Regions from separate parts of the Mus musculus genome. Here regions 1 and 2 are each linked to region 3. Evidence: chromatin loops called from intact Hi-C (ENCODE). Cell type or tissue: left cerebral cortex. All regions are shown on one strand. Each heading gives the region's core, and the rest is flanking DNA. Links, peaks and the distances in the headings are about the cores only. Region 1 overlaps Flacc1 (flagellum associated containing coiled-coil domains 1). Region 2 overlaps Cflar (CASP8 and FADD-like apoptosis regulator). Region 3 holds the start of Fam126b (family with sequence similarity 126, member B).

The links. Hi-C counts contacts between places; a loop is a spot of excess contacts. Peaks named below come from ENCODE experiments on the same cell type or tissue, not always from the same donor. Only the 100,000 strongest peaks of a DNase experiment are listed, where the experiment ranks them.
Region 1: it touches region 3 in a loop (2.1-fold over the local background); 3 of 42 quality-filtered maps call a loop at or near these places.
Region 2: a loop joins it to region 3, with 2.7 times the contacts of the local background. A loop is called at or near these places in 2 of 42 quality-filtered maps.

The regions. Positions count from the first base shown.
Region 1 is chr1:58,672,243-58,682,574 of GRCm38, forward strand. Flacc1 (flagellum associated containing coiled-coil domains 1) reads right to left here. Exons shown (of 15, transcript NM_175370.5): 5 at 7,622-7,755; 6 at 6,044-6,137; 7 at 4,287-4,348. Among named protein-coding and RNA genes, the nearest start is that of Flacc1, 19 kb to the right of the region's middle. In left cerebral cortex, for the core only: a CTCF peak has its summit at 5,546 (motif pointing left); a DNase peak (open chromatin) is centred at 5,531.
Region 2 is chr1:58,735,641-58,745,972 of GRCm38, forward strand. Cflar (CASP8 and FADD-like apoptosis regulator) reads left to right here. Exons shown (of 10, transcript NM_207653.6): 6 at 18-72; 7 at 4,623-4,672; 8 at 5,325-5,406. Among named protein-coding and RNA genes, the nearest start is that of Cflar, 28 kb to the left of the region's middle. In left cerebral cortex, for the core only: no CTCF peak of the experiment used is centred there; DNase peaks (open chromatin) are centred at 1,548, 4,103, 7,812 and 8,065; H3K27ac peaks cover 3,902 bases.
Region 3 is chr1:58,578,650-58,588,981 of GRCm38, forward strand. Fam126b (family with sequence similarity 126, member B) reads right to left here and starts at 7,684. Exons shown (of 13, transcript NM_001310598.1): 1 at 7,563-7,684. Ndufb3 (NADH:ubiquinone oxidoreductase subunit B3) reads left to right here and starts at 7,748. Exons shown (of 3, transcript NM_025597.3): 1 at 7,748-8,021. In left cerebral cortex, for the core only: CTCF peaks have their summits at 5,804 (motif pointing left) and 7,638; DNase peaks (open chromatin) are centred at 4,572, 5,829, 6,939, 7,695 and 1 more place; H3K4me3 peaks cover 3,202 bases; H3K27ac peaks cover 2,411 bases.

The sequences.
Region 1 (10,332 bases), core at 811-8,810, 94 kb after region 3:
GCAAGTCCCATAACACCCAGAGGAAGCTCCACTCCAAGGCTCTTTAACACACCCAGGATCCCAGGATCCTAGGGGCGTGGTCACACAAGAATCTCAGGATCCCAGAAGCAGCTTGACTCTCAGTAGCTCTGACACACCCAGAATCCCAGGATCACAGAGACAGCTGGACTATGAGGAGTTCTTATACAACCAGGATCACAGGGAGGACAGGCTCCAGTCAGATATAGTGAGGGCAGGTAGTACTTGAGATAATCAGATGGCAGGAGGCAAGCATAAGAACATAAGCAACAGAAACCAAGGTTACTTGGCTTCATCAGAACCCAATTCTCCCATCATAGCAAATCCTGAATACACCATCACACCAGAAAAGCAAGATTCAGATCTAAAAATCTCTTCTCATGATGGTGATAGAGGACTTTAAGAAGGACATAAATAATTCCCTTAAAGAAATACAGGAGAACACAGGTAAACAGGTAGAAGCACTTAAAGAGCAAACACAAAAATCCGTTAAAGAATTACAGGAAAACACAATCAAACAGGCAAAGGAAATGAACAAAACCATCCAAGATCTAAAAATGGAAATAGAAACAATAAAGAAAATACAAAGAGAGATAGATAGCCCTGGAGATAGAAAGCATAGGAAAGATATCAGGACTCCTAGATGCAAGCATCACCAACAGAATACAAGAGATAGAAGAGCGAATCTCAGGTGCAGAAGATACCATAGAAAACATTGGCACAACAGTCAAAGAAAATGCAAAAGGCTAAAAGCTCCTAACTCAAAACATCTAGGAAATCCAGGACACAATGAGAAGATGAAACCTAAGGATAATAGCGATAGAAGAGAGCCATCTTAAAGGGCCAGTATATATCTTCAACAAAATTATAGAAGAAAACTTCCCTAACCTAAAGAAAGATGCCCAGGAACATACAAGAAGCTTACAGAACTACAAATAGATTGGACCAGAAAAGAAATTCCTCCTTTCACATAATAATCAAAATACCAAATGCACAAAACAAAGAAAGGATATTAAAAGCAGTAAGGGAAAAAGGTCAAGTAACACATAAAGGCAGAGTTATTAGAATTATACCAGACTTCTCACCAGGTATTATGAAATCCAGAAGATCCTGGACAGATGTCATACAGACCCTAAGGGAACACAAATGCCAGCCCAGGCTATTATACCCAGTAAATCTTTCAATTACCATAGACTGAGAAAACAAGATATCCCATGACAAAAACTAAATTTACACATTATCTTTCCTTAAATCCAGCCCTACAAAGGATAATAGATGGAGAACACCAACACAAAGAGGGAAACTACACCCTAGAAAAAGCAAGAAGTAATCTTCCTTCAAGAAACCCAAAATAAGATAGCCACACAAACATAATTCTACCTCTAACAACAAAAGTAACAGGGAGTAACAATCACTTTTCCTTAATATCTCCTAATATCAATGGACTCAGTTCCCTAATAAAAAGACATAGACTAACAGACTGGATACATAAACAGGACCCAGCATTTCGCTGCATATAGGAAACGCATCTCAGTAACAAAGACAGACACTACCTCAGAGTAAAAGGTAGAAAAAGAATTTTCCAAGCAAATGGTCCCAAGAAACAAGCTGGAGTAGCCATTCTAATATCTAACAAAATTGACTCAATAGAAACAGATACATAAATGTTGGGGTCATAGACAGAGGCACTTGGCCCCTAAAATGAGCAGAATGCATAGACACAAACACTTATCTAGGACTAATTGACTACTCTGAGTCTTTTGTTGTTCCATATCAAATTGCGAATTTTTTTTTCTATTTATGTGAAGAATGAGATGGGGATGTTGATTGTGACTTTATTGAATCAGTAAATTGTTTTGGTAGGAAAGTCTTTTTTTCACAATGTTAATTCTACCAAGTTGTATGCTTGGGAGGTCTTCAAATTCTAGTATGTTTCTCAATCTCTTTCTTCACACATTTAAAGTTTTCATTGTAGAGGGTTTTTTTTTAACCTCTTTTGTTATGTATATTCTAAATACTTTATTTGATTTGAGAACTTGGCAGAGGAACGTGTCCATGACCTCTTTTTCAGCAGGCTTGTTACGCTTATGTATTAAGACTGATAAATTTTGTAAGTCAATTATGAATCACAACACTTTGCTGAAATTATTGATAATTTCTACAATTTTTCTAGTCAAATTTTGAGAATATTGGGTATAAGATAATATATTCTTCAACTGAAAATACTTTGACCTAATATTTTCCCATTTGTTTCCCTTCTCTTGCCTTACTGCTCCAGCTAATGCTTCAATCACATTATGGATGAGAAGTAGGGACAGTGGGCAGTCCTCTCCCATCTCTGATGTTAATGGGGCTTATTAATGGTTTTATTCATTTAGGATGATATTGGCCATGGATTTGTCATACACAATCTTTATTATGTTGGAATATGCTTCCTACGTCCTACTTATTCTAGGGTTTTTACTAAGAAGGAATATTGAATCTTATCAAAGACTTTTTCTGTTTTCTTTTTTTTTCTTTTTTTTTTTCTTCCATTGAGATGCTCATATGATTCTTGTATTTTTTTGTCCATGTATTTGGTTTATTACATTTATTTCTTATATATGTTTAAAAAATAAATAAAAATAAAAATAAATACTCATGTACATTACACAAGCTTGTGGAGTTAAACATACACTGGTATGGTGGCTTGCCACTACCTGTCCAGCTCCAGGGGGTCCAGCACCTTCTGACCTCTGTACTATACTCATGCACACTTACCCCACACAGACTCATACATATAAACAAAATGAACAACCAAAACAACTTTTTTTAAAAAAAAAAGCGAGTTTCAAACATTCTTACCACAAAAAATTGTAATCATTGAGTTGACATCTGTGTGTCAGCTATGTTGATTTAATTATTTCCACATTGTATTCATAAACTAGAACAGCATGTTTAACTATCCGCTGCAAGAGCAGTATAAACTTAGGACCACTGAGTCATCTCTACAGCCTTAAAATGTGCTCTTGTGCAATAAGAAATGAAGAACACGGTAGTATTATTATCCTAAGGCCTGCAAAGATTTTAAAAAATATTTCTACTGTCTGAGATTTTATATACTTTAAAACATTGTTATTTTATTTATTTATTTATTTATTTATTTACTTACTTACTTACTTAATTTATTTAGTGTGCATGGCGTGTGTGTACACCAACCATCCATCCATGCATGGAGACCAGAGTGTAACTTAAGAGACTCAGTGTTCTACCACATGGGTCCTGGGGATCAAATCCAGGTCATCAGGCCTGGTGGAAGCGCTGGCCCAAATTCTGTACACTTTGACAGTCACCTCTCATAGGCTAGCCTAAGTAACCAACCATCAGTCTAGGTTCTGTTTCCTAAGAGGTTTCAGCTCTGAGTGAGAACACAGAGACTTTTCTTTGCCTGGTTTATTTCACTTCCATCCTTCCGATCCACCCATGTTCTCACAACTGGGAGAATTCCCTTCTCTTTTGGAGCAGAATAGCATTTTAAACTCTCATCTGCCGACAGAACACAGGTCGGTTCTACAAGGAGGCTGTTGTGCATGGTACACAATGTGCCTGCCTGGGAGTTCAGACTCTCCCTTATTTTGCCAAGACGCTAAAACTGTTCTTTAAAAATCAGAAAGTAATTATAAGCAAGCAAGTGTGGATGGTGCAGCCAGAGGTGATTGTCTCTCACCAAGATGGCCTCCAGGCTTTAAAAAAAATAATGTTCCCCACACAGACAACACACAACACACTTCCTTCTTATTCTCTCCCCCTGGCCCCAACTTGCCATGGCCTGTCCCCTCTCCACCCATCTCTCCTTCCTTTGTTGCCCAGGCCCTGAGCTAAGAGACAGAAGTAGGAGGGAAGGAGGAGGAGGAGGAGGAGGAGGAGGAGGAGGAGGAGGAGGAGGAGGAGGAGGAGGAGGAGGAGGAGGAGAGGCGGAGGAGGAGGAGGACCGGGAAGGAGAATGTACTTATAACAAATCCAGGGTGACAGAAGCTTCGTGGAGAACAACATAACTTTCCTCAGCAACCAATCAAAAGAAATACTACAGTGGCAATGAGACGGATGAACGATGAAAGGCAGGGATACCAAACACAAACTGATTCATCTTAGTGGCAGTAATGAGGCTACCCTGCTCTCTAGTGTCACAGGCTGCACTTAGCCCTGCTGGGGATGCCTGGGGACCTAGAATCCTGCCAGGGCACGGGATCCTGGGCTCTCAGCACGCAGTCCTCTGCCAGAAAGCATACCTGCTCTCGGTTTCAAACTTCTGCTTCATGTTGGAACAGCGGAGATCCAGATCTTTGGAGAGCTAGAAATGAGGCCAACGTTAACAGCCAAGCATTCAGAGCCCCAGCCCGCTCTTATCTATATACGCGAAGCCCCTCCGTTCTGAGGGGATGCCCCTCTCAGTCTCTCCTGGGCATGTTCTGCAGTGCACAGGACACACACATAGCAGAGGGACTACTGACTGTCCTCTCCCTAGTCAGTGCATCATGCGGGTAATGCACGGCCACCATTTTGTTGCTACTTTGTCATTGGGTCTGGTTCCTTCTGTCATTTCATCCTAATACTGTAACCTCTGGGCTCTTTCACCTTTGGGAATCACTTATTTAGCGAGAGACTTGACTGGAAGAGTCAAAAAGAACCAACAATCAGACTGTGGACACATCAAAGGGCTACGTGTGGCCACACAGTCCCTCCTCTTCCCTCCTTGCCCTCTGCCAGGGAATCAGCCATCTTGGCTGCAGGCCCCTCCTCCACATTGTGGACCTGGATTCTTCCTCAGAGTCCCAGCATGCGGAGGCAACGGGGCATCAACTCCTCAGAGTCTCTGCTAGGAGACTGTCTGTCTTTCTGTCTGTCTGTCCGTGGTGTTACTAACTTTTCCTAAAAACTTCTTATACCCCATCTCGGTGTCATCCTGGATTCTGCACAGAGACCTTTCAAAGGTTAGAATATTTTCAACACCCCCACTTCCACTTGCAAAAAAGACAGTCGCTAAAGTTGTGTGGTGCAGGGCTTGTGGTGGTGAGTCAAAATGTGAGGTTGCCTGAAGCCCCACCACCTTCCACAAGCTTCCTCAAGCTTCAGATTTCTTTTGTAGAAGACATCAGCCCAGCTGAGGTGGGGAAGGTCTAAGCCTGGTCACGAACCAGCCCGTGACTGTAAGATTCAGACAGCCTAAGGTTAATCAGCATGAGAGGCTGCTGTGGGAAGGCAGAGCCTCACGGTTCCCTTCAGGAACACCAGGGGGTACTTTCTGAGCATGGCTATGGTCTGTTACTCCAGCCCTGGTCACATGCCTGAGCTGGGGAAGAAAGGCTCAAAACTGGAACTGGTGACCAAAATGCTAAAAATGTCACCTGTTAAGAATGCATCAAGAGGGGCTGGAAAGATGGCTCAGAGGCTAGGAGCACTGGCTGCTCTTCCAGAGATCCTGAGCTCAATTCCCAGCAGAACCATTATAGATGCCTCATAACCCTCTATAATGAGATCTGGTGCCCTCTTCTGGCCTGTGGGTGTACATGCAGGCATAATTATATATATATATACATAAACATACATATGCATCCAGACTAAATGGACTCCAGTTGATTCTGAAGAATGGGCTCTGGGACCTTCATAGTAACAGAGGGTGGGCCCTAGGGCTTCCTAGAAGGTTTTCCAAGACACAGGAGGCATCTTCCATGCCGGGGTCATTAGCAATAGCCTGGCAACCTCTGAAGCCTGCGGATCTCATGACAGTGTTAGCAGTGTAGAAGAGACAGTGTTACCATGCACACACCCAAAGGCACCTGGAACCCCAGGAATGCAATGTCTTTCAGTTTTTACAGAGATGGATGAGGATGGAGGAGGGAAGGTACTGCTCACTGCACACTATGCCGAGTCTGGCGCTTGGATACCACGCTTCAGTACGGTGGTGATCCGCCTGCCATGTTACCTGGCACTTGGGTAATCTGAATGTATTAGCCATGAGGGTGTGGCTGATACAAGGGTCACTCACCAGTTTCAGGGCAGACTGCTGGTCTCTGTTCATCTGTTCTATTATTGCCATCAACTCAGCAATTTGCTCCTGAAGGTCAGAAATGATATCAGTCCTGTGGGACAAACACTCTATCACCAAGAGAGCTTGTTGTTAGTCACACCAGCCAGGCCCCCAGACTGCCTGACTCTGGTCTGTTTGTGTCTTCTCCACGACTAAGGCATGGGGATGCAGTGGTCGATAAGGCGTTTCATAGTAGAGTGTTTGGACCTGGCATCTAGCCCTGAAGGTAATTAAGCTGGAAGTGATGTGGGCTGTGTGGTGTCCCACTGAGCAGAAGAGAAATAACAATGTGTTGGACACTTACCAGAGTGTGGTTATCAATAGTCGAACTCAAGAGGTCAGAGGATTAGGAAATGAGGAAGTGTGGGGAGACTCATGCTGACAGGCACCAGTAGACAAGGACTGCCTGAGGATGCGGCTAAGAGGAGGTGCAAATGAATATGTGTGTGCAAACATGTCTGCACTCCCAACACTCAAGAACAGGGTAGTAGTGTCCTGCTTGGGTTATACAGCAACATAGTGCTTCAAAACAACAACAACAACAACCAAATAAAACAAAAATGTGTGTGTGTGTGTACAAACATGGAAGACAGGGATCAATTTTAAGTGTCTTCCTCTGTTACTCTCCACTCATTTTATGAGACAGGTTTTCTCACTGAACCTAGAACTAATGTTTCAACTCATTCAGCTGGCTAATGAGCCCCAGAGATTCTCTGCTGTCTTTCAGTGCTAGGATTATGGGCATGTGTCACCATGTCCAGATTTTTACAAGGATGCTAGAGATAAGAACAAGCTTGATCTGTTGAACATCTTCCAGATCTTTGGAACAATAGCTCTTTTCTTGCTTGCTTTTTGTTTTCAATACAGGGTCTTTCTACATAGTTCTGGCTGTCCTGAAACTTGCTATACAGATCAGGATGGTCTTTAACTCACAGAGATCAACCCCTACACTCACCCCCAGTACAGGGTTAACAGTGTGTGCCCACTGTGGCTTCAGAACAGTAGTTCTTACAGCAGACAAAGGCTGGAAAGAGGAGACACTGGGAGAGCTCTCCAGTGATGTAGTAAGGAGAGGCCTGACTAGAAGACATGAATGAGGGTTTTAGGAAGTAGAAACGAGATGTGTGGATGGATATGAGTGTAACGTCGGAGGATAGAAAAAAGAGGCAGGGCTTCTGAGAAAGCAGATGGTGGTTACTTAACAGTAGAACCCGCCTAATAGTGTCTCGCAGAGTCATGGGCACTTTGGGTTACTTATATTGAAACAGACACACTCCAGGCTTCCAAAATCTCTGGCTTTGCTCTTTATTCCCATATTCAGAAGCCAGACCATTTTTTGGGTATTTCACCTGTCCCTTCCTGGCAGAAGCACTTGCCTCTTTAGTCATGCTGGCTGGACCCCCTATCTTTGTAACTGTTTCTTGTCAAGGACCTGTGGCGTGGGTGTAGATGTCAGGTGCTGAACTGGTGCCAAGCACGGCTGAATAGCTGGGCAGGGCCAGCTCTGAGAAGCCGGTGCTGACCCAAAGACTTTACCTGGAAAATTTGACTTTGCTCAAGACATCTGATTCCAAGTGCTTTTTCCTGTTGAACATCTCATCTCCCAAGGTGACTGATATCTGTTCTCGATTTCGAATGAGTGTATAGCCAGGTGACACTTGAATCACTTCCTGGGTCACAAGGTGGAAGACAAATGGAAACTGTGAACCCAGAAGAGTTGAGGTTCCTCCACCTACTGTGTGCTTCCATGGTAGTTTGAAAATGCTTGGCCCAGAAGTGGCACATTAGGAGGTGTGGCCTTATTGGAGCAGGTGTGGCCTTGTTGGAGGAAGTGTATCACAGTGGGGGTGGGCAATGAGACCCCCTAACAACCTGAGACCCAGTCTTCTCTTAGCGGCCTTCACATGAGGATGTAGAACTCTCAGCTCCTCCTGCACCATGCCTGCCTGGATGCTGCCATGCTTCCTGCCTTGATGATAAAGGACTGAACCTCTAAACCTGTAAGCCAGCCCCAATTAAATGTTGTCCTTTATAAGAGTAACGTTGGTCATGGTGTTTGTTCACAGCAATGGAAACTCTAAGACAGCTTCCTCACATCTTATACACATTGACACTGTGCTGAAATTCTCTGAAATTCTAGGCCACAGGACCCTTCTGTGCCTTCCCCCAGGCACTACCCTCAGATCTAATCTCAACAATCACCTGGCCCCCAGGGGCCCATTAAACTCAGCAGTGCCAACTGATCCATGGTTACCACTCTCCTTTTCCTCCCCTTCCTCCATTATGGGCAGTAGATGGGCAGTGTGGAAACTGCTCAACTTTTGGAATGGACAGACCAAGGTTTATATATTTAGCCATGGAGATTTTTAACATCTCTGTGACTCAGTGTCCCCATCAGAAAAATGGAGGCAACCAGTGCCACAACACCCAGAGGAAGCTCAACTCTCAGGTGTTCTAACAATCCCAGGATCACAAGATCTCAGGAACTTGGTCACGCCAGGATTTCAGGATCCAGAAGCAGCCTGACTCCCAGGAGCTCTGACACAGTCAGGATCTCAGGATCACAGGATCACAGAATCACAGGATCACAGAGACAGCTTGACTCTAAGGAGTTCCTATACAACCAGGATCACAGGAGGGACAGTCTCCTAGGAGGGACAGGCTCCAGTCAGAGAGGGCATGGGCTGGAAGCACTAGAGATAACCGGGTGGTGAGAGGTAAGCATAAGAATATATGCAACAAAAACTAAGGTTAACTTGGCATCATCAGAACCTAGATATTCCACCATAGCAAGTCCTGGATACACCATCACACATGAAAAGCAAGATTCGGGTCTAAAATCACTTCTCATGATGATGATAGAGGACTTTAAGAAGAACATAAATAATTCCCTTAAGGAAATACAGAACACAGTTAAACAGGTAGAAGCACTTAAAGAGCAAACACAAAAATCCCTTAAAGAATTACAGGAAAACACAATCAAAAAGGCAAAGGAAATGAACAAACCATCCAGGATCTAAAAGTAGAATTAGAAACAATAAAGAAATCACAAAGGGAGGCAACCCTGGAGATACAAAACCTAGGAAAGAGATCAAGAGTCATAGATGCAAGCACCACTAACAGAATACAAGAGATAGAAGAGAGAATCTCAGGTACAGAGGATACCATAGAAAACATTGACACAACAGTGAAAGAAAACACAAAAAGCAAAAAAGCTCCTGACCCAAAACATCCAGGAAATCCAGGACACAATGAGAAGATGAAACCTAAGTATAATCGGTATAGAAGAGAGTGAAGATTCCCAACGTAAAGGGCCAGTATATATCTTCAACAAAATTCTAGACGAAAACTTCCCTAACCCAAAGAAAGAGATGCCCATGAAAATACAAAAAGCCTATAGAATTACAAATAGATTGACCTAGAAAAGAAATTCCTCCTGTCACATAATAGTTAAAACACCAAATGCACAAAACAAAGAAAGAATACTAAAAGCAGTAAGCGAAAAATGTCAAGTAACATATAAAGGCAGACCTATCAGAATTACACCAGACTTCTCACCAGAGACTATGAAAGCTAGAAGATCCTGGGTAGATGTCATACATACCCTAAGAGAACACAAATGCCAACCCAGGCTACTATACCCAGCAAAACTCTCAATCACCGTAGATGGAGAAAACAAGATATTCTATGTCAAAACTGAGGAAACTCTAATGACCAAGAAGCACCTAAAGAAATGTTCTACATTTTTAGTAATCAGGGAAATGCAAATCAAAATGACCCTGAGATTCCACCTCAGACCAGTCAGAATGGCTAAGATAAAAAACTCAGGTGACAGCAGATACTAGCGAGGATGTGGAGAAAGAGGAACACTCCTCCATTGTTGGTGGGATTGGAAACTGGTACAACCACTCTGAAAATCAGTCTGTTGATTCCTCAGATAATTGGACATAGCACTACCTCAGGACCCAACTATACTACTCCTGGGCATATACCCAAAAATGCTCCAACATATAACAAGGACACATGCTCCACTATGTTCATAGCAGCCTTATTTATAATAGCCAGAAGCTGGAAACAACCCAGATGTCCTTCAACAGAGGAATGGATTCAGAAAATGTGATACATTTACACAATGGAGTACTATTCAGCTATTTAAAAATGAATTCAGCCAGGCGTGGTGGCGCATGCCTTTAATCCCAGCACTCAGGAGGCAGAGGCAGGTGGATTTCTGAGTTCGAGGCCAGCCA
Region 2 (10,332 bases), core at 1,053-9,052, 160 kb after region 3:
CTGTTTTATATTTGAAGCTCCAGAATGGGCGAAGTAAAGAGCCAAGATTTGTGGAATACCGTGACAGTCAAAGTAAGCCATCAATTTCTTTTATTTATTCTTGATAAATGCTTAATAATTTAAGGGCAAGGAGGTGAGGTATGTAGTTCAGTTGGGAGAGCACTTGTCCAGCATGAATGAGGCCCCAGGTTTGATCCTCAGCACTGGGGAAAAAATGTACACATTGTGGTGTGTGGTGAGCCATGCTTATTGACCTAGGTGCTGGAGAGTTGAAGTGGGAGCTTCTCTTGTGCCCACGAGTTCAAGACTAAGCCTCCTTAGCAGCATAGGGAGACCCTGTCATCTAAAACAAGAGAAAAAGAGAGAAAAGAAAAAAGGAAAAGTTCCTTTTTAGAGCTGGCTGCTTCTTTTATTCACATGTTTTAATTAAGCTCTCAAAGAGCCGAAGCATGTTCCTGCGGTGCCCTCCTCTTTGGCACTTCCTGTTACTCTCTGACTTAGTGCACCTAAATCTAACTACACTGACGTCACGGGAGCATCGACCGCCTTGGCTGTATTTGTGAGTGATGGGCCATTTGTACTTCTGAAATGGAGCTATAACCAGACCATATTAAACATTAATCTGACCGTGATAATAAGGCACATGAAACCAAATATCTAGCAGCAGGAAGAAGAAATGCTAATCTGGAAACTCCAGAGAGGGCAGTGTCTCTCTTCCACAAAAAGAAAAGAAATGCAATTAAAAGCTTGTTCATTTCAACCTACATGGTCTCTTCTTAAAATGTCAGCACTTTAGCCATGGCATTCCCTAAAGTCCTTACTCATTTATTTATTTGTCTATTTATTTGTATGTGGGGATGGAGATAGAACCTTGCTGTGTAACCCTGGCTGGGCCGGTATTTATGATGTAGCTCAGGTTAACGTCAAACTCCTAACAATCTTCCTGATTCAGTTCTGAGGGCTCAAACTACAGTGATGTCCCACCATGCCTGGCTTAGAACATCATTTTTATAAAGTATTTATTTACTTATTTATTTTGTGTATATGAGTACACTATCGCTGTCTTCAGACACCCAGAAGACCCCATTGCAGATGGTTGTGAACCACCATGTGGTTGCTGGGAATTGAACTCAGGACCTCTGGAAGAGCAGCCAGTGCTCTCAGCCTCTGAGCCATCTCTCCAGTCCAGAACATCATTTTTTAAAAAGCATCTCTTTGCTGTACTGAGGCCTTTCTAATTTGAGAGTCAGGACGCTGCCTTACACTGGTGAGGTGGCTTGTGTTGTAGGCCAGCGAGGGCTCTAAGCCTCTATGGAGGGCAGTGCGACCCAAGGGCCTTTGGATCTGTTGTGCGCGCAGTAGAGGGGCACGGACACGAACGAGCAGTGTGAACATTTTGAGTGGGGCGGCGCCCTGGCCTTGGTGGAAGCCTTGTGGGTGCAGCTTTTGTAGCCTGCAGGCTGCGTGTGCTCTTGGAAACTGGGAACCATTTTACCCCGACTAGCCAGATGGTGCTGCTCACGCCTGCCGCTCCCGACCTACAGTTCTTCTCTTCAGAGAAAACTGTTGAGAACGGAATTTGTTTCGGAAGCGACAGCCTGTTTCTTAAAACATTGGTGAGGTGGAAGAGTTAGCGCTCCGAATGCTGTTTAAAGTAGAAAAGAAAACAGGAGACCCGGCAGGCTTGCTTAGGAATGTAAAACGCACGCGTTCTTTCCATTGCGATCCTATCATGTAGTCCAGAAGAGTACTTGAGGCTCCCGACACCTGGTGACACTGTAAGGAGAGCCACCTGTCTGCTTTGACCTGAACTTGACTTACTAATAGAAGGAAAAGCATTCGGTCAGGTCTGTCTTAAACTAAGAAGCTTAAGATAATCAAACCATGTATTCAGGTCAGCTTGGACTTGCAAATGGCTCCACTGATGGCGGAGGTAGTGACTACCCCGAGACGCCATGTCACACTCACATTTTCTAAGGAAGAATAATTTGAGTACATGTCTGCAGGCTGTGCAGGCACAGAGTCCCGTCTGCCACTCATGGCATGGGCTTTCTTTTCTGTTACAATAAACATTGATTGTTAGAACAGAAGAAAATCAAGCAAAATCCCCCTCCTAATTTCATATATCAGCAATAGCCATAGTTTTATTTGACTTATTTTATCCTATTGACTTTTATTAGAAAGGGTCTTGTTGCATAGGTAGGTCTTTAACAACCATCTCTTAAAGGGCTGGGATTGCCAGAGTAGGCCAACACGCCCAGCTAGAGCTTGATTAACATGCTTTCAATTTCATTTTGCTGTTGGGGATTCAACCTAGAACCTCTCACATGATGGTCGAGTGCTCGCCTATCAATCCTACAGTGGTTGATTTAAACCTCTTCATCTTTAACCCGGAGTACATTCACTTGTCCCTTAGTGTCTGTAGGTGACTTACTCCAGGATGCCCTGTGGGTACCACAGTTTGCGGATACTCAAGTCTCTTATACAGCAGGATACAGCATTTGCATATAACCTGTCCACATGCACTCCTACACTTAAGCCATCTCTAGATGACTTACACTGCTTTGTACAATGGAAATGCTATAGCCTTTATACTTATTTTTTAGGGGACAGTGACAAGAAGTGTTTATGTACGTTATTCTGTATTAAGTCCATGTTATTTAATCATCCATTTTAATATACATATGTTGCATGGGTGTGTCAAATGCATAACAGTTACTCTTAGCCTTTTAAACATTGTAAAGTATGTAATCACATGTATCACTGTTGACGTAATCAATTTTATGTTTGGGCGTTTAGGTTTTTCCTAGCCTGGGCCAGTGTAAGCAGTTGGTCGATAGATGTTTTTGAAACACATTTTTCTAAATTTAGGATTTATTGTTTCCTTAAAACTGTAAAAGTGCTGGATGGTGGTAGCACACGCCTTTAATCCCAACACTCAGGGGCCAGAGGCAGGCAGATCTCTGAGTTGGAGGCCAGCCTGGTCTACAGAGTGAGTTCCAGGACAGCCAGGGCTACACAGAGAAACCCTGTTTTGGAAAACCTAAAAATAAAACAAAACAAACAAAACAAAACAAAACAAAAAAGCCCTCACCCCACCCCCCCAAACCCAAAGCAAAACCAAAACCAACCAACCAAACTTCTAAAAGCACAATTTGTCTTAAAGGATATTGCTAGTTGCCCCTTGGAAAGCTCATCTCAGTGGCCAAGGAGATGCTCTTTGGTGAAACGCTTTCCACACAAACATGAGGACCTGAGTTTAATCTCCAGCACCTACAGTAAAAGCTGGATACGATGGTGCATGCCCGTAATCCCAGCACCGGGGAGACAGAAACAGGGGGATCCTTGGGCCTTGCTGGCCGGCCAGCCTATATGAATTAAGTTTTGGGTCTAGTAAGAGATTCTGTAAAAAAAAAAAAAAAATGAAGACGGAGGAGGAGGAGGGGAAGGGAGGAGGAAGAGGAGGAGGAGGAGAAGAAGAAGAAAAGAAGAAGAAGAAGAAGAAGAAGAAGAAGAAGAAGAAGAAGAAGAAGAAGAAGAAGAGAAGAGAAGAAAAGAAAAGGAAAGAAAGAAAAGGAAAGAAAAGAAAAGTGATTAGAAAGACTCTTACCATTACCTCTGGCCTCCATGAGTGGAAGCAGGGTTGCTTTGCACCTGCTCACAAGCATGCAAATGCACAAATGTACAGAGAAGGAGATGGGGAGGGAGAGGGCAGGGGTAGGATAGGGACAGGGACAGGAAGAGACTAGTTCAAAGCTTAGTGTGGTAGCACAGGATGGTAACCCCAGCACTCATTAGTGGAGGCAGGAGAACAGGTTGGAGGCTAGCCTAGGCTACATATCAAGAGCCCACCTCTGAAACAAAATCAAACAACCCAATTCATTTCCCCAAATGTTTCAGATGCTGGTAAGGCCCCCCTGCCCCCTCTATCTTTAGACACCATTTCTCATTTCGCAGCAGTCTTGGCCCAGAGACGGAATGAGCTAATGAGATGACAGCTCTTCAGCACTGAGGTGTGAGCCAGCCCTTTTGTGGCTTCGGAACCCAGTGCTTCTCCCACTTGTGCGGGCTAAAGTGAGTCATTGTTGTGGGGCAGAATTTGCTGTGGGCTCCAGCACTTGCCAGGCTTGCTGAGCTATGTCTTGCTGCTGACATTTTATTTTATCGGCTCCCAGCATCACTGAACTATGAAAACATGGGCCATCTGTTCGGTACAGAGCACACACACATGAGCCTCTCTCCTGCACACTCCAACGCTCTTTCCTTTAGGTGTCATCCAGAGTTTTGGCCCATGTAGGAAAACCATAGAGAAGTGACATTTTTGAATTCTCCTTATCAGGTTAAAAACTCACCAGCCACCTGGTGGTCCCCTGGAAGAGGGCTACGACTGTCACCTGCATGTCATGGTTTTTCTACATAGTCCTGGAATAACAGGGCTCTTGAGTTTCCCTTTGGGTCAGGCTCTTCTGTGTGAGGTTGGAACTTTGGACTGAGTCTAGCTGGAGAAAGAATAGGAAGCTAAAGAAACGGGCAAACAAAACGTCATGATAAAAAGAACTCAGCCAGCCTGGGTGTGGGCTTAGTTCTACTTTGTAAATGACTCTCTCTCTCCCATCCCTCAGGAACACTGGTGAAGACATCCATCCAGGAATCAGGAGCTTTTTTACCTCCGGTAAAGAATAAATTCTCTGATTTGGTATTGCATGCAAGGGTATATACTAGTACACTGACGTCTTACAAAGCAAACAAAAACTGTTCTTTAAAATTCTTTGTGACAACTTGGTGCCTGTGCATAATTCTCCTGAGAACTCAGTGAACAGGAACCTTGAATATAACAAAGAAAAATTATGTTCAAGGGGAAGGCTTGAATGAGCTTTGGGATGCAGGGAAGTTCTGAGTGGCGGCTGAACTGTGTCAAGCCCTGGCTTTTGCCCGGGTGGAGCCTCTGCAGAGGAAGCAGTGGAAAGCCTCCATTTGTGCTGGCTTAGAAAGTTGATTCTTGGTGCTACTTCAGGCTTCTACAAGGGCATGTGACCCATCTTCTCTCTTTCAAATTATCTTTATTCTGCAAAGCTAAGACACATGTAAAATAAATTATACTTCTCATTCAAATTAAGTAAGAGTTGGAATAGCTATTTGTCTTAAACTCATTACTGTGACAGAGGAAAAAATTGACATTACTGGGAACTGTCAGCCGTGATGACTTTAGGCTGTGTCTATTGAGTGATTCACCTGCCAAAGGGAATGTTTAAAACAAACGAGAAGAAGAATGGATAAGTCTCAGAGAAGTATCCAGCATCTCTAATCCCTGCCTTTCTTTCTAGCACATCCGTGAAGAGACTTACAGGATGCAGAGCAAGCCCCTAGGAATCTGCTTGATCATTGATTGTATTGGCAACGACACAAGTAAGTGTAGAACCCCGGGATCCACTCCCTACAGCATGATCATGACCAAGCAAGGTGGATCTGTCAACATGGCAGATACCAACTGCAGTAACAAAGTACACTCTACTATGGTGCTTGCTTTTCAACCATGTCATTGTCTAGTGTGGATCGGGCTAAGGGAGCTTGTTATGTCATAGGGTCAGCCAGGGGTCCTGTCGTCCTTTGATGCCTTGGAGTCTGTAGAGTCCTCTGTATTTGACTGACTGACAGATGAGGGAGTAGAGACTGTGTAGCGGATCTCATCACAGATTTTAGAGAAAGGCCTGAGAAGGATGCACCTCATCTCTACCCACTTCCTATTGGTCATTACTTACATGGCTTGGGCTAACGACAACAGACATAGATAAATCAGTTGAGTTATGGGTTAGGAGGAACACGAGATGAACTTCGGGAGCACAACACTAGCTTTAAGTTGTGGAAGTTGGTGTGTCTTTGTGTGTCTTATCTGTGCATCCTGGATAATGTGGCTAAGGGTGGTCCTGGTCTGCAAGGGACATTTATAATGCAAGGCATTCTGGTTTCTAATATTGTCAGATGTTTCACTTCACCTGGATAGACCATGAAAGCCTTCCTTGGGGCTATTAAAAACATGGTGTCTGTGTTAACGTAGGGGTGTGGCTAGTGTTTGAACCACATGTGACTAAGATCTCCTCTCTGTTTGATCTACCTGTGAGCCTTCATTGTTTGGACCCGGTTGTTTGGCTCAGGTGTTGGATGTCTGGTGCAGACTGAACGAGGCAAGCCTAGATGCCTGGGATACGGCTGCATTTAATCACCTCTCCCTTCCTTCAGATGAGTGATCACTGTAGTTCACGACTTTCATGTCTCTCAACACTCCTTAGCATCAGTCAGAGAGATGCCTCACTTCAAATATTACCAAAGGGAGGTCTGTACAAAGACAATCTAAGAGAAGGGCGGATTAGCAAATATGAAATTGGATTTCCCAAGATTTCAGCTACAATCCCACTTTCTCATGTCCTATTTTGGTACATGAGAAATGTGTCTCTTCGCTATAGAGAAGAGTCCTTTCCATTTGTGATGGTTTGAATGAGAACGACCCCCATCGGCTCATATATTTATGTTCAGTCCTCTGTTGAAAAACCATTTGTGAAGGATTAGTAGGTGAAGCCTTGCTGGAGTACGTGTGACCTCGTTGGAGGAGGTGTGTAATTGAGGGGCAGGGCTTTGAGATTTCAAAAGCCCACACCAGGCCCAGTCTGCTGCCTGTGGATCAGGATATAAAGCTCTCAGCTATTGCTCCAGCACCATGCCTGTCTGCTTCCTGCCATGATGATAATGGACTAACCCTCTGAAACTGTAAGCAAACCTCCAATTAAATTCTTCTTTTATAAGAGTAGCCTTGGTCATGGCATCTCTTTACAGCAATAGTAACCCTAACCCTTAAGATGCCATTTTAGCTATTAGCATCAGTAGACAAATGAGGAAATAGCTCCTCACTGAGTCACTGACTGTTCTAAAGGACATTGTGGGATTGTTCTTTTACTTTTGATTGTAGTTGGCCTTGCTTCCTTCATCATCAGGAAATGTCTGAAGTACAGAGCTTTCTGTGTTGTACCCGTGTTTATGAGACTCATAAAGATCAAGTCACAACCTGCCATGAGTCATCAAGCCTCAGCTATTCATGACTAACACCCAGGGCCTGTGTTGGACGTCTGTTCCTGAGTTATGGGCAGCTGTATGTCTATGTGTGCATAGCTGTACTTCTCCCACTGTAGGAGAGCAGCAGAGTTGGGCCCTGGCAGTGATTGCCCGGATTTTAATCATGGCTTTGCTGTCTATCTTAGCTTGTGATGTGCGGGCTCAGTGTCTCTGCTAAAACGTGACTTCCTAACAGAACTTCCTTTATGTGATGGTTGGGAGAGTGAGATTATACTCATAAAGGACACAGGACAGTGTCTGGAATGAAATGTAAGCTAATGTCAGTGTAGTCCTTTCGAGGTTAACATCCTGGAGATGGAGTGTGTGACTAGAGGGGACCTGGCCCTACAGAGAAGGGCACGTCAGCTGCTCCTTCTCTCTGAGAGTCAGGGGTCTCTTGACTCATGCGCCTTTGAGAATAAAACAAGCTGCTGGCTTAGAGTCACTTATGGACTCTCCCAGCTCAGGTGGCTAATCTGCAGATAAGAGACGAGACGGTATGGGTTTGTTCAAATCGCTTTGTTTTGCTTTGGCGGCTGAGAGGTCCCAGTCCCTCTGTGAAGACAGACAGACAGACAGACAGACAGACAGACAGACAGAGAGAACACTTGCAAGTTTTTTAGAGGAAGTATTTTCTCCTCTGCTGCCGCTTCTGATATCTTTGTTATCTTTAACTGACTAAGACACACATTTGGTAGCAGACTTTGCAGTTTCCACTGTAGTGTCATGTGAAGAGACTTCCTCTTCTTACACTGACAGGCTAGGGGTTGCTCCATGCCTCCTTATGTGTTTTTTTTTTTTTTCTCCTTCTAACGGAACAAGTGGAACCTTGAATACACATTATTTTCTTGTAGTCACATTTATATAATAAGAACATTTGTGCACGGGGAAGTAGGGCGCTCATTAGGATTGGTCTCTGCTCATGAAGAAAAGGGGCAAGTGACACCCACAATAGTAGAGGGAAGTTGTGTTCAGAGGAATGGTAGACAAACCATTCGGGCCCCTCCTGGTTCTCATGTGATCAGTGCCCTGAGAATGGCTTCTTCCTGGGAACAGGAGTGTGGGATGAGGTACTCTTTGTTTTCTGGACATGTCTATCCTCTGGACTCAAGCAGCTATTTGCTTAAAAGCTTAATATTATTTTTAAAAATAATTTATTTTCATTTTATGTGCATTGGTGTTTTGCCTGTGTGCTTGTGTATGTGAGGGAGTCAGCTCGTGGTAGTTGTGAGCTGACATGTGATTGCTGGGATTTGAACCTGGGTCCTCTGGAAGAGCAGTCAGTGCCCTCTACTGCTGAGCCATCTCTCCAGCCCCAAAGCTTAACATTATTAATGAAATTTCTCTTTAAGGCCCTCACTTCACCAGGCCTAAACCTAGGGTGTATTTAAGAAGTGTGGGTCTATGGGCCCTTGTTGGAGGCCCTTGTATTTTAGAGTTTAAAAAGGTAGTGTGCTACATGTACATGTTCAGGGTAGCCCCTTTGACAGGTATGTTAATACTTAGGTTGCAAACCAAATGGATATTTACATGATATGGGATAGGAGTCTTCCTCTCCTGAGAGTCTTTCCAAGAAAATGACTTGGCAGAAACGACCCTAAGGTTGTTGAATGTTTGAGGTCCTAGCGCTCTGGGTGAGGGGTCATGGGTCTGAGTCCTGGCTGTCTTGGGCATACCAGAAAACTGTTTTGGGTTATATAGCATTGGTATTATTTTCTCCTGATACAATATCATCTGGAAAGAATTACCAGTAATCAACTTTGCATAATAAAGATTTATTATTATTATCATCATTATTATTATTATTGAGACAGGGTTTCTCTATGTAGCTCTGGCTATCCGGAAATGAACTTACTCTGTAGAACAGGCTAGCCTTGAATTCAGAGAGATCTGTTTGCCTCTGCCTCCTGAGTGCTGGGATTTAAGGCGTGCACCACCACTGCCCAGCAATATAGATTCTTAAAAGATGGTTTGTAGCTTTCTTCGAGTGTGTGCTTGAAGCAGTGAGGCCTTAGCTGGCCTAGGTGACCAAATGCAGAGTTGGATATGTGCCAGATGGCCCTGCTCCCACCCAGCTGTTGCCCCAGCTATGCCTTTCCTCACCAACATCTGCCCTGTCAGCGGCTTGTGTGAGGGACTTTCCTCTCCTTTGCCCTGGTTTTTCAGACTCTGGCTTAAGTTACAACTTCTCCCGCAACGCTCCAGTGTCCGAGATCACACTGCCCTTTGTTTCGGTGAGTGATTATTTGTCCTGTGACCCCACTAAATGATGAGACATCCAGTCACACATGTGTACACATGTGTTACCTTCATCTGCAGCGAGCTGTGTGCTTGGTCCGTGTCTCTTGTCATAGATTCTAGTAAGACAATAAGGGAAGCTTAGTAAAACTCAAGTTTGGGGGCTACAGTAGTTTGTTCCTCCCAGGTACAGAGTGTATGCATCTAGCCTCCCATAGAAAAGCCACAAACACCAGGTGGCTGCTTTCTGTCATGTGTCAGACTTCCCTGTTGGCTCAAATGGCATGGCAATTTTCATTTTCTTCCCTATTCTTCTCTTCCTGGTAGCTGCTGAGTTTTATAGCTTCCTCACCCTGTTTTGTTTGTTTGTTTGTTTGTTTGTTTCTTTTTTTAAATAAAAATTGAATTGTCCTCAAGCCTAAAAATGGAAAGGAAGGAAAGAAAGAAGGAGAAAGAAAGAAAGAAAGAAAGAAAGAAAGGGAGGAAGGAAAGAAGGAAGGAAGGAAGGAAGGAAGGAAGGAAGGAAGGAAGGAAGGAAGGAAGAACTTATTTTAGGATTAGATTGCTCAATGGGTAAAGGTGCATGCTTACAAATGTGTAGACCTGAGTTCAAATCTCTTGATCCCAAATAAAGGGCAGCATGTGTTGCCTGTAGTTCCAGCCCTCCTATGAAGAGATGAGAGAGCCTCTGGAAGTGCATGAGCCAGCCTAGTCTGACAGACACAGGACAGAACAGCAAAGAGATCTTCTCACACAGATGGCAGGAGGGAGCCCAAGGCTGACCTGTAACCTCTGTATGAGCACACACTCCGAAATCCACGTTGGCCTTGTCCTCCTTCCCTTCCCCACCTAGGATATCCTGCCCACTTTGGGTTTCACCTATTCACCGTATCTTGACTTATGAAGGGCACCCAGTAACTGATTGTAAATAGGCTGGCCAGACATTGCCTCTTATTTATTCCATGTATTTATTTAGAAGGTGCTAAGATA
Region 3 (10,332 bases), core at 871-8,870:
TAGGGCTGGCCTCAAACTCACAGAGATCTGCTTGCCTCTGCCTCCAGAGTGCTGGGATTAAAGGTGTGCAACACCACTGCCAGGCTTTCTTATTTGTTTTTAGCAGCCAAATACAATTCCCAACTGGTAAGGAAGAAAGCTGGCTTTAGCAATAAATCTGTGGTGCTAGGCACCTTGAGCCACTTCAGCTATGCCTCAATTGAACGCAGATAAAGTGTCAGTTATTTCTACTATCATGGAAAGGGCAGGAAGAAAGCAAGACTGGCTGAAGAGTCACTATTCTCTGAGGGCACACCACAATTACAATTCAGCTGAAGGGTTAAAGGAATCCAGTACACTGACAACTGTCATACTACAGCACTGCGCTCTCTCTCTCTCTCTCTCTCTCTCTCTCACTGACACTAAAGGTTCTGGTGAGAAGCTCACTACAATGACAGCTGTCATACTACATAGAGTACTGCACTCTGACACTCAGTACTGACATTGCAGGTTATAGTACAGAAAAGTGATGCAGCTTGCAAAACTTAACAGAAAAACAAAACTGCAAGAAAATCAGAATTATAATTTTTTTTACTGAAAAGATGTTTAAAAGTTGTTTAAGGAGCTAAAGACATGGGTCAGAAGTTAAGAAAATCGGTTGTTCTTTCAGAGGGTCCAGGTCAATTCCCCTCTCATATGGCAACTCACAACTGCCTGTAAAACCAATTCCAGGGATTCTGATGCCCTCTGCTGGCCACCATAGGCACCACATGCACACAGTACACAGACATGCAAGTATAGCACATATATACAAATTTCAACGGACTCAGATTTAAACTTGAAGAAACACTGATATAGCAAAAGTTAAGGCTGATTTTCATTATCACATTTTTCTAATTCATAAAAATTCAACAAATCTTTCATGATTTTCATTTAATGTCTTCTGCACTTGTATTTTAAACTTTAGGCTATTTTTGCAATTCTTTATTTTTGCATGGGTATGTGTATGGGTCACAGTGTCACTATGTATGTTGGTGATAAGAGAACAACTTTTAGGAGCAGTTTCCTCCTTTCACCTTGATGTGTGTTTGGGGACTGAGCTCAGGTCATCAGGCTTGGAGTTGAGAGCCTTCATCCACAGTCATCTTGCCAGCCCCATGCTTTTAAGTTCTTACTTGATGTCTTAGCAAAACTTTTCATAAATTCTTACAGAGATTAAGTCATTAATGGAAATTCTCTACTCACATTGTTCACACTGACCTAGGGCTCTTCAGCACACATGTCTATAATGCACTACTGACAAACTACATCCCTAGCCTCTAGACTGTTTTATATTCTTAAAGAAAATGGAACATAACCTGGTCCCTCTGTGGCTTACTCCAGACCTACAAAAAGGATTGCATAACCCGATAGTATAAAACACAAATATGCAGTGTTTCACTGTCTTTAATCATAAAAGAAGACATCTGACAATCTAATAAACTTCAATACTGGGTATAAATCCAAAGGAATAGAAATCAGTATTAAGAGACACTGATATCCCATGTTCATTGTAGTACAATTCACAATAGCTAAAAAATAACTGTCCACTAACTGCTGAATGAATAAAGCTCGTGATGTGATACACACACACACACACACACACACACACAGACCAAGTTTTATTGTGTTCAAGGATGGAATCTTGTCATCAGTGACAACACGGACAAACCTGTAGTACATCATTGTAAATGTTAGTATCAGGAAGACAAATATCACATGATCCCATTCATATATACAATCTTTAAAATTAGATCTCATAGAAGTAAAGAGTAAAGCAGTGGTTACAAGAGGTTGGGAATGTAGGAGGAAGGGATAGGAGTAAGTTAGTTAATAGATACTGTTAATAAAGTGCAAAAATTCTGATGTTCTGTTCATAGTGAGATGAGTACAGATAACTGCAATTATCCATATTTCAAAAAAATGCTAGGGTTTTGAATGTTCTCACCTTTTTTTTTTTTTTTTTAATTTTTCAAGACAGGGTTTCTCTGTGTAGCCCTGACTGCCCTGGAACTCACTTTGTAGACCAGGCTGGCCTCCAACTTAGAAATTCGCCTGCCTCTTGTTCTCATCATTTTATACAAAAGACAAATATCTGAGGAGTTGAAAAAGGTCACCCTGATTTGAATGTTATTTATGTGTAGTGTGTGTGTGTGTGTGTGTGTGTGTGTGTGTATCATATAGTACCCCATAAATTCATATAACTATGTGTTGATTGAAAAATGAAAATGGGGCAGGTGAGATAGTTCAGTAGGTGAAGGTACTAACTATTAAGTCTAACAAACTGAGTTCAATCCTCAGAACCCACATGGTAAAAGGAGAGAGCCAACTTGCCAAAATTGGCCCTTCACCTCTACACATGTGCTATATGTGAGCCCACATGTATCAATATACAAATACACACTAAATAAATGAAATACTTAGACCAGTATTTAGGACATGAGATCCTTACTCCAAACAAAACTAAGTAAATGATAAAACAGAAGAAAAGGCCAATAGAACCAATGACTTCTGGCCAATGAAATGGCTCAGAGGATAAAAAGTGCTTTCCATGTAAGCTTGAGTTTAATCCCCTAGGGCCCACAATGGAAGAAAAGAACTTCAAAGTTGTCCTTCAACCATACGCTTCCCCTATAAAAAGCACATGTGCACACAAAGTAGTAAATCAGGGTTGTTGTTGTTTTGTTTTGTTTTTCTGTTTTGGTTTGACATGGTTTCTCTCTGTGTAGTCCTGCCTGTCCTGAAACTCACTCTATAGACCAGAACTCAGAAATCCACCTGCCTCTGCCTCCTGAGTGCTGGGATCAAAGGCTTGCACCATCACTGTCCAGCACAAATCATTTTTAAAAAGAACCAAGGATTTCTTCAATAAGAGGTAACAGGGTCTCATGTAACCTAGGATGACTTCAAACCTATGTAACTAAACTCTGAGTTCATAGGTGTATGCAACCATGTCTGGTTTATGATGTACTAGGAATTGAATCCAGCCAAACATTCTACTGACTAGGCTACATTTCTGGTCCCGTTAATAAAACGTTAAAGGAAACATTACAGAGCTAGATAGAAGCACACTTGTAATCCCATCATTCAGAAAGCAGAGATAAATCCAGCTTGGACTAATAGTGAAGCTAACCCAAAAGCAAAAGCAAACAAGAAAGATAACATCAGGAGTCTAGCTTCAGTACATTAATAAGATGATAAGAGAGAAAATATAGCCATGTATGGCAGTGACACCTGTTATGCCAACTTTGGAAAGGGCAGGATATTTATGAATTCATAAGCCAGCCAGAGCCACACAGTGATACATATCAAAAAAAAAAAAAAAAAAAAAAAAAAGGAAAAGGGAAAAAAGAAGAGAGAGAGAGAAATAAAAAAGTCAGCCACTCATGTGATGGACAATGGCATATATTTTTTGATGGTTACAGTTACTCTACAGCAAAATGACTACCTGGTGACCCATCTTTACCATTCTATATCAGTGCCTTTTACCACAATATATAACTATTATTTTGGCAGCTAATCCTCAAACCTAAACATTACAGCTTTATAAATAATTAAATCATACCATTTAAAATATTACACATTTGGATTTATACTCATTCCTATTTAGTTTTTCTAATATGTGTCTCAAAACAGCCAAATCTCTAAACATTAGGCTTAAAGTACTTAAGTTTCTAAACTTGACCTAGGTCAAGGTCAAAAGATTTGCAATTCTAAGTTTACTACATATCATTGAGTGAATACCTATATATCAATGTTTTATTGAAAATTATTTAATCAAGACAGCGTTTCTCTGTATAGCCCTAGCTGTCCTAGAATTCAGAAAGATCAGCCTGCTTCTGCCTCCCAAGTGCTGGGATTAAATGTGTGTGCCACCACCAGCCAGCTAAACTTGAAATTCTTATTTCTAAATTTTCATTTAACTCTAAGACAATATAGCTTTCTGACACATGAGAAAAATAAGATGAATAAATAAATATCTTTTAATTAATTAGTATAGGACTAATTTGTAAAAAGAAATTGCTTGACTTATGGAAAGTGGTTAACTGCCAAGAAGAAACTAATTCAAACCAAAACATTCAGCACATTTTTATTTTTGGCAACTTCAACTTCTGGCTAGAAAACTACTCTAGCTATGACATTAAATACAAACAGTTTATTGAGCTATAAAATCCTGGTAGATTTGGCAGCTGGTTCACTCAGCTAAAGCTGCTGTTACTGGCTCACACCCTCAAGTGACAGGAGCTGAGTTAGATCAAAGGTTCTAAAGTGAAGTTCAGATGTAAAGCAAGTCATTCAGGGTCCTCCCTCCAAACGCACCTACCTCCTTCACATTCCACCTTTAAGATTAAAGCGAAGTTCAGATAAAAAAATATCTCTGTGTGTCCTTTTTTACGAACTAAAAAGCTTCCTGGACTATTTTAAAATCTCTTTCTGCATAGAGGAATCTCAAAATTAGATCCAACTCTTTCATCAGTAGTGTGCATGTGTGGTTGTGTGCACGTGGTGTGGCTGCTGTGTAGGGGTGAACATATGTGCAGGTGTATATTATATAAAGGCCAGAGGTTGATTCGGTGTCTTCCTCATGCACTCTGCACTTTTATATACACTGAGGTATGTTCAGCTGAATCCAAAGCTTGCCAATGTGACTAGGCCAACTCGTCAGCTTGCACCGGTGGGTCCCCAACTCTGCCTCGCTAAGTGCTGGGATTATGGAATGGCCATCAATGCCCATCTGGCATATATGTTGGTCCTGGGGATCCAAATTCTTGCATAGCAGGTGCTATACCTGCTAAGCCATCTCCCTAACCCCTCAAAGCCCCCTCCTTTTAAAAACAATTATATTATGGCAAGCATAAGGAACAGACCTAGAAAAAGGACAAGCTCATCAGAAGACTGTGGCAGCAATGAGCTCCATTACAGTAGGTGTAAACCACCTTCATAGATTTCTGTGCCAGCCCTCACTGGAATCCACTATACTACATTTTAGACACTAAGAAATATTCAGTTCCTATAGTGAGAAAAGTATATAGTCTACAGAAATATATAGGGGAAAATATTCCGGAGGCGGGGAAAAGCAACAAGCAATGAAGCACGCACACACACACACACACACACAATCTGTTCTGGCATTAAAAGAACAACAAAATATTATTTTTGTTGACAGTACAACTTGGTTGAGGTTTCTGCCCATATCATTTAAAAAAAATGTTTCATGGAAAGCAGTTAACTTTAACTATGTAGTACTTTTTTTTCTATAATAAAGCTCAGTCAGACTGAAAATCATTCTAGACCTTAATATATTACAATAAGAAGTAAAAATTGTGAACTACCAGCAGTGAAACAAATCAATACTAGCTATTAAGAAAGACTTTAAGGACTGGCTGTGGTGGTGCACCAGTACTCAGGAGGCAAGGTGCGTGGATATCTATGAATTCAAGGACAGCCCACTCTACATAGTGACTGTCTGGAGAGAAAGAGGAGGGGGGAGGAGGGGGGGGAGGGGAGGGGAGGGGAGGGGGAGAGAGAGAGAGATTGATTAAAGATTATATTAAGAAGCAAAACATTCAAGAACCATTTTGAAACAAGCAAAAATATTTCCTTACAATTAGTGTGTCAAATCACTTACAAATAGTTTTGACACTGAAATCTTTCAAAAGACAGAATCTCTATGATTTATAAATAATCATCCAGATCCTATTAGAAGCCAATTTGGGACTGTTTTTTAAACTCTTTGGTAATTCCCTACTCAAGTGTTCAATTTATGGCATTCTACAATGACACCTACTGGCCACTGAAAATCAACCATTAGTTCTCTCAAACAGAGTGGGCTGGTTACATAAGAGAGACACAGAAACACACATGCTCTCTCTTAAATCAAACTACCTAAAGGCAAATATTTGTTTTCAATATGTAAACACCGTATTTTTTGTATGTAAAGCACTATAGAATTTCACCTAAAGCAAAATGTAAGCTTTCTTTGTGACCAAAATACCATTATTCTTGTAAAAAGATAAAAGACAAGCAATAAAACACCAGTATCATTTAAATTTTTTTATTTAAAGCACTGACAAATACCTCAGTGTGCTGGACATTTCAAAACAAATACTAATGACCCATTTCTACTCAAACAATATTTTGAGAGAAAAATTCTAGCTTTATATGTATATGCATAAATGTTTATGTATATGTATGTTTATGTTATGTATATGTATAAATATTTATGTATAAATGATCAATAGTAGAAAAAGATTACATCTTAGAAAGTTTTTCTAACATGTAGTTAAATAACAAGCCCAGAAAGACAATATACTTCCTGGATACATTTGTCCTCATCGTCTAACTTGACGGCAGCATCTCAGGCCTCTTACATTTTAATAATTTATAGTGCTACTTTTTAAAGATATTTTTCCAATGAGTTATAAAAGTGCCCTTCCACAATATTCGCCGACAGGGATTTGTTTAGGACTGTATTTCACCATTCAAACCGTGGATTTAAAAGACTTTTCAAAACAAAATAGTTTTAAATTTGTACATAAATTTTATCTATGTCCATGACATTCAACGAACTTATTTTTTTAAGCCTAAGGCATAACTCACAACTAGCTTCCTAGACTTAACAAGGGAAATCACTTAAAAGTTGACACTCCTCTGCTAAGATTCCCAACTTATTTTCACAGTCCTTAACACTGGGGGCGAGTTGTCTACCAATTTACTGTTCATTTTCTAATCTACATTTATCTTCGTCTATAGATTTAAAAGGCTCTCCACTTTTCTGAAGGTTAAAGCCGCAAAGCAAATTCCTGTACTACAAAACACGAATCTGACAACATTCCTCTAAAGCTAACATCGTGTTGTCTCGCAACCAAAGTCCATATTTGGGATAAGCGCTTCGTGACTACTCTTGCCTTCACGCTGTCCTCCTCCTACAGACCCTGCCTCGGTAGAGAGAACGCTGGAGCCAACAAGAACAAAGTGCTCAGATACATCAATGGGTTGCAGAGCTCTTCTTCTACCAGGGTCAGTCGAGTTACTTGGAAAAATAACTGCCATGGGTTACATAATGTACAACCACCAATTTCTAGAGCTGACCACCAATAAATATCTTTCTTCTCCGCACCTCTCCCCATCCCAGCAAACGGCCCTAAGAACACCTAGGATTTCACGCAGGTGTCTGCAATACCACGTCCTTCTCTTACCTGAGGCTTCTTGCAAGACATCCCTTCAGCCCTCACTACCTGTGTCTTGCTCCCGCCTCCTTCCCGCCTCAGCCCGCGCCACCGACACCCTAACGCCCTTGCTAGGGCCCCAAGTTGCCCCACAACACTCATCCCCAAGCCGCCTCGGCAGACGCCTTCTCCTCACGACCCTCCCGAGCTTGCTCCCAGGTCTGCAGGGCTTCGGATCCAACAGTCCTGCTGCCTTCCCACTTCACCTTCGTCAGCTCCCGACTACGGCGTCCGAAGCCGGAGGAGAAATTCCTCTTCACCCGGCACCGTGCGCCCCCCCCCCCGCAACCCCCCCAAGACAGCACCGCCGCCTACCTGTCACCCCGCAGCCTCAGGCTTCCTACCGCCACCGCCACCGCCACCGCCTCCCGCAGCAGCCTGCCAACTGCAGCATAACAACCAGCCTTCTCATTGAGTGGGCCCACGCGCTTAATAACAACCGCTCTCATTGGCTGCGCTATGACTTTGGCCCGCCTCTCGGTGCTCCGCCTAAAGATTCCGTCCTGGAGCAAGACAAACACGGCTTTATCGTCCTTCTCCTCAATATCTTCTACCTCAAGCAGACTCCAGCTGCAAAGTGTGGGAAATAATCTCTACTTCCAGGCTCCTTCATGTCATCTCTACGTTGTCTGGGAGCCTTGCGCCAGTACCGGAACGTTTACCATCTCCCCCATTTTCCTGTCGTAAGAAACTAGAGGAAACAACGTCCGTTTCCGGTTGTCTCCGGCTGTAAGGTTGAATATTGAGTGTCCCGGGAGGTCAGATTGCTGTCAGGTAATTTAGGGAGCTGGTGGGAGACTTCTGGATTACGCATAATCTAAACTTTATCCAGGGAATGCAGAAGTGGAGAGGGCTGAAGGGATCCGATAAGACCGGGAGAAGATCCGGGATCTAGCTAGGGAGCGCCGCTGCAAGGTTCTTGCTGGGCTGTGTTGAGGCGGATGAAGGATGTCTTGAGAATTACGATGGTTGTTAAATCCCAGAGATGTTTTAAACCGCCGCTACCAGATGCAATGTACTCCTCGCCTCCTGGCTTTTTGGGTTGTATTTGAATAGGGTAAAGAACAGCTCAGACCCGAAAATACTTAAAACTAGAAGAAATAATTGCAACGGTTGCTTCACAAGCTTGTATTTTAAGTACGGTTTCCCAAATATAAGTGTTTACGACACAGTGCTTAAGTGAAAAAGAGCAAGTCACAAAATCAAGACTACTGCATAATCCTAGGATTAAGGATTGGATACTAAAGTAATAGCAGTTCATTTGTATTTTCCCATATTTTAATGGTCATCTCAGTTTTTAAATGAGGGAAATTTGAGATACACCCTTGAAAATCCCTGATAAACTGTAAAATTATATGTAATGGATGTAACATTCTTCTTCCTTAGGGAAAGCAAGTCAACATTTCCCCAGTGCTAGATAGAACAAGCCATCGTTAGTGAAGGTTGATCATCACCAAACTTTTGAGTTCACTTCTGACATAGGCAGATAGCATTTAAATTTTCCATAATTATGTGTTCATTCATGGTTGAATCCTTTTTTTTTTCTGTTCTTAAACGGACAGTTCTAAAGGTGAAATAATTTCCTGTTGTTGAGCCCTCAGTGCAGTAGAACTCGCTCATTCTGTGGAAGAGGAGAGAACCAGTTGGATTAGGTTGCCCTCTGACCTCTGCATGAACATCCACACACACACACACACCACACATGACTTTAAAGAAATACTCTTAAAAATAGGAGCCCAGCATGATGCACAGGCTTGTACTCCTGGCAGTTGGGAGACAGAGACAGAAGGAGTAAGAGTTCAAAGTTTCCCTGGCTACATACCAAGTTTGAGGTGAGACTGAGCTTTGTGAGACTGTCTCAAGTAAATAAACAATATTCTTGTAAGATAGGGGTGGCTCATACCCCAGTGATACAGTAATGTGTGCTTTATTTGGAAAAAAAAATCTAATAAACATATTCAATGTCATGCACATTCAGGAATTTCTCTTAAGAGATAACATCCAGTAGAAATGCAATGGAAGCCATATATGTAAAATTAAAATTTCTAGTAGACAGTAAAAGTAAAAAACAAATTCATCTAACCCAGTATGTTAAACATATTTAAGCCTGAAGCCTGGTGTGGTTGCCTTTAATCCTAGCACTTGGGAGGTAGAGGCAGGTGAGTCTCAGAGTTCAACACTAGTCTAGTATACAGAGCAAGTTCCCGGACAGGGCTACACAGAGAAACCTTCTCTTGAATAAATATGTATATTTATATATACTATTAATGAATTATTCTACATTTCATGCTGTCAAAAATGTATGTACTTTATATATGCAGTATATATGTATATGTGTATATATATATGTGTATATATATATATATATATATATATATATATATATACACACACATATATTGTTTTCATAAATATAAATACTTGGTCTGTATTTGTATTTTTAGGTTGAAAAACTACACTTGAAAAAAGTATTCATACACCCAGATAAGTCCAAATACACTTCAGTATTTTCTTATAATTGATTTAAGAGTTTGCTTTGATACTTGCTACTCTTCCAGAGGACCTTAATTGGGCTCCTAGCACCCACACCAAATGGCTCACAATCACCAACTATTTATTACTTCAGCTTCCAGGAATCTAATACCCCTCTTCTGGCATCCAAGGACACTCCCATGCACATCACACACACACATACCACAAATAAAATCTTTTTAAAAAGAATTTATTTTGAAATTTAAATTAATTAAAATTCCCAGTTCCTTAGCTCTTTAGCCACATTTTAAATGTTAAAAGCTACCAAATGAGACAGCACATATCCAGGAGAGGACTTGGTGGCCATACATATCTGAATGTCCTTTCTCCCACCACCCTTACCTCCGCACCCACCCACCCCCACCTTGATTTTTGAGACAGGGTTTCTCTGTGTAGCTCTGACTGTCCTGGAAGTTGCTCTGTAGACCAGGCTGCCCTCCAGCTCAGAGATCCTCCTGCCTCTGCCTCCTGAGTGCTGGGATTAAAGATGTGCGCCACCACGCCTAGCAAGTGCTCCATTTTCTAGGTCATGCCAGTTTCTTCAGAACATTGG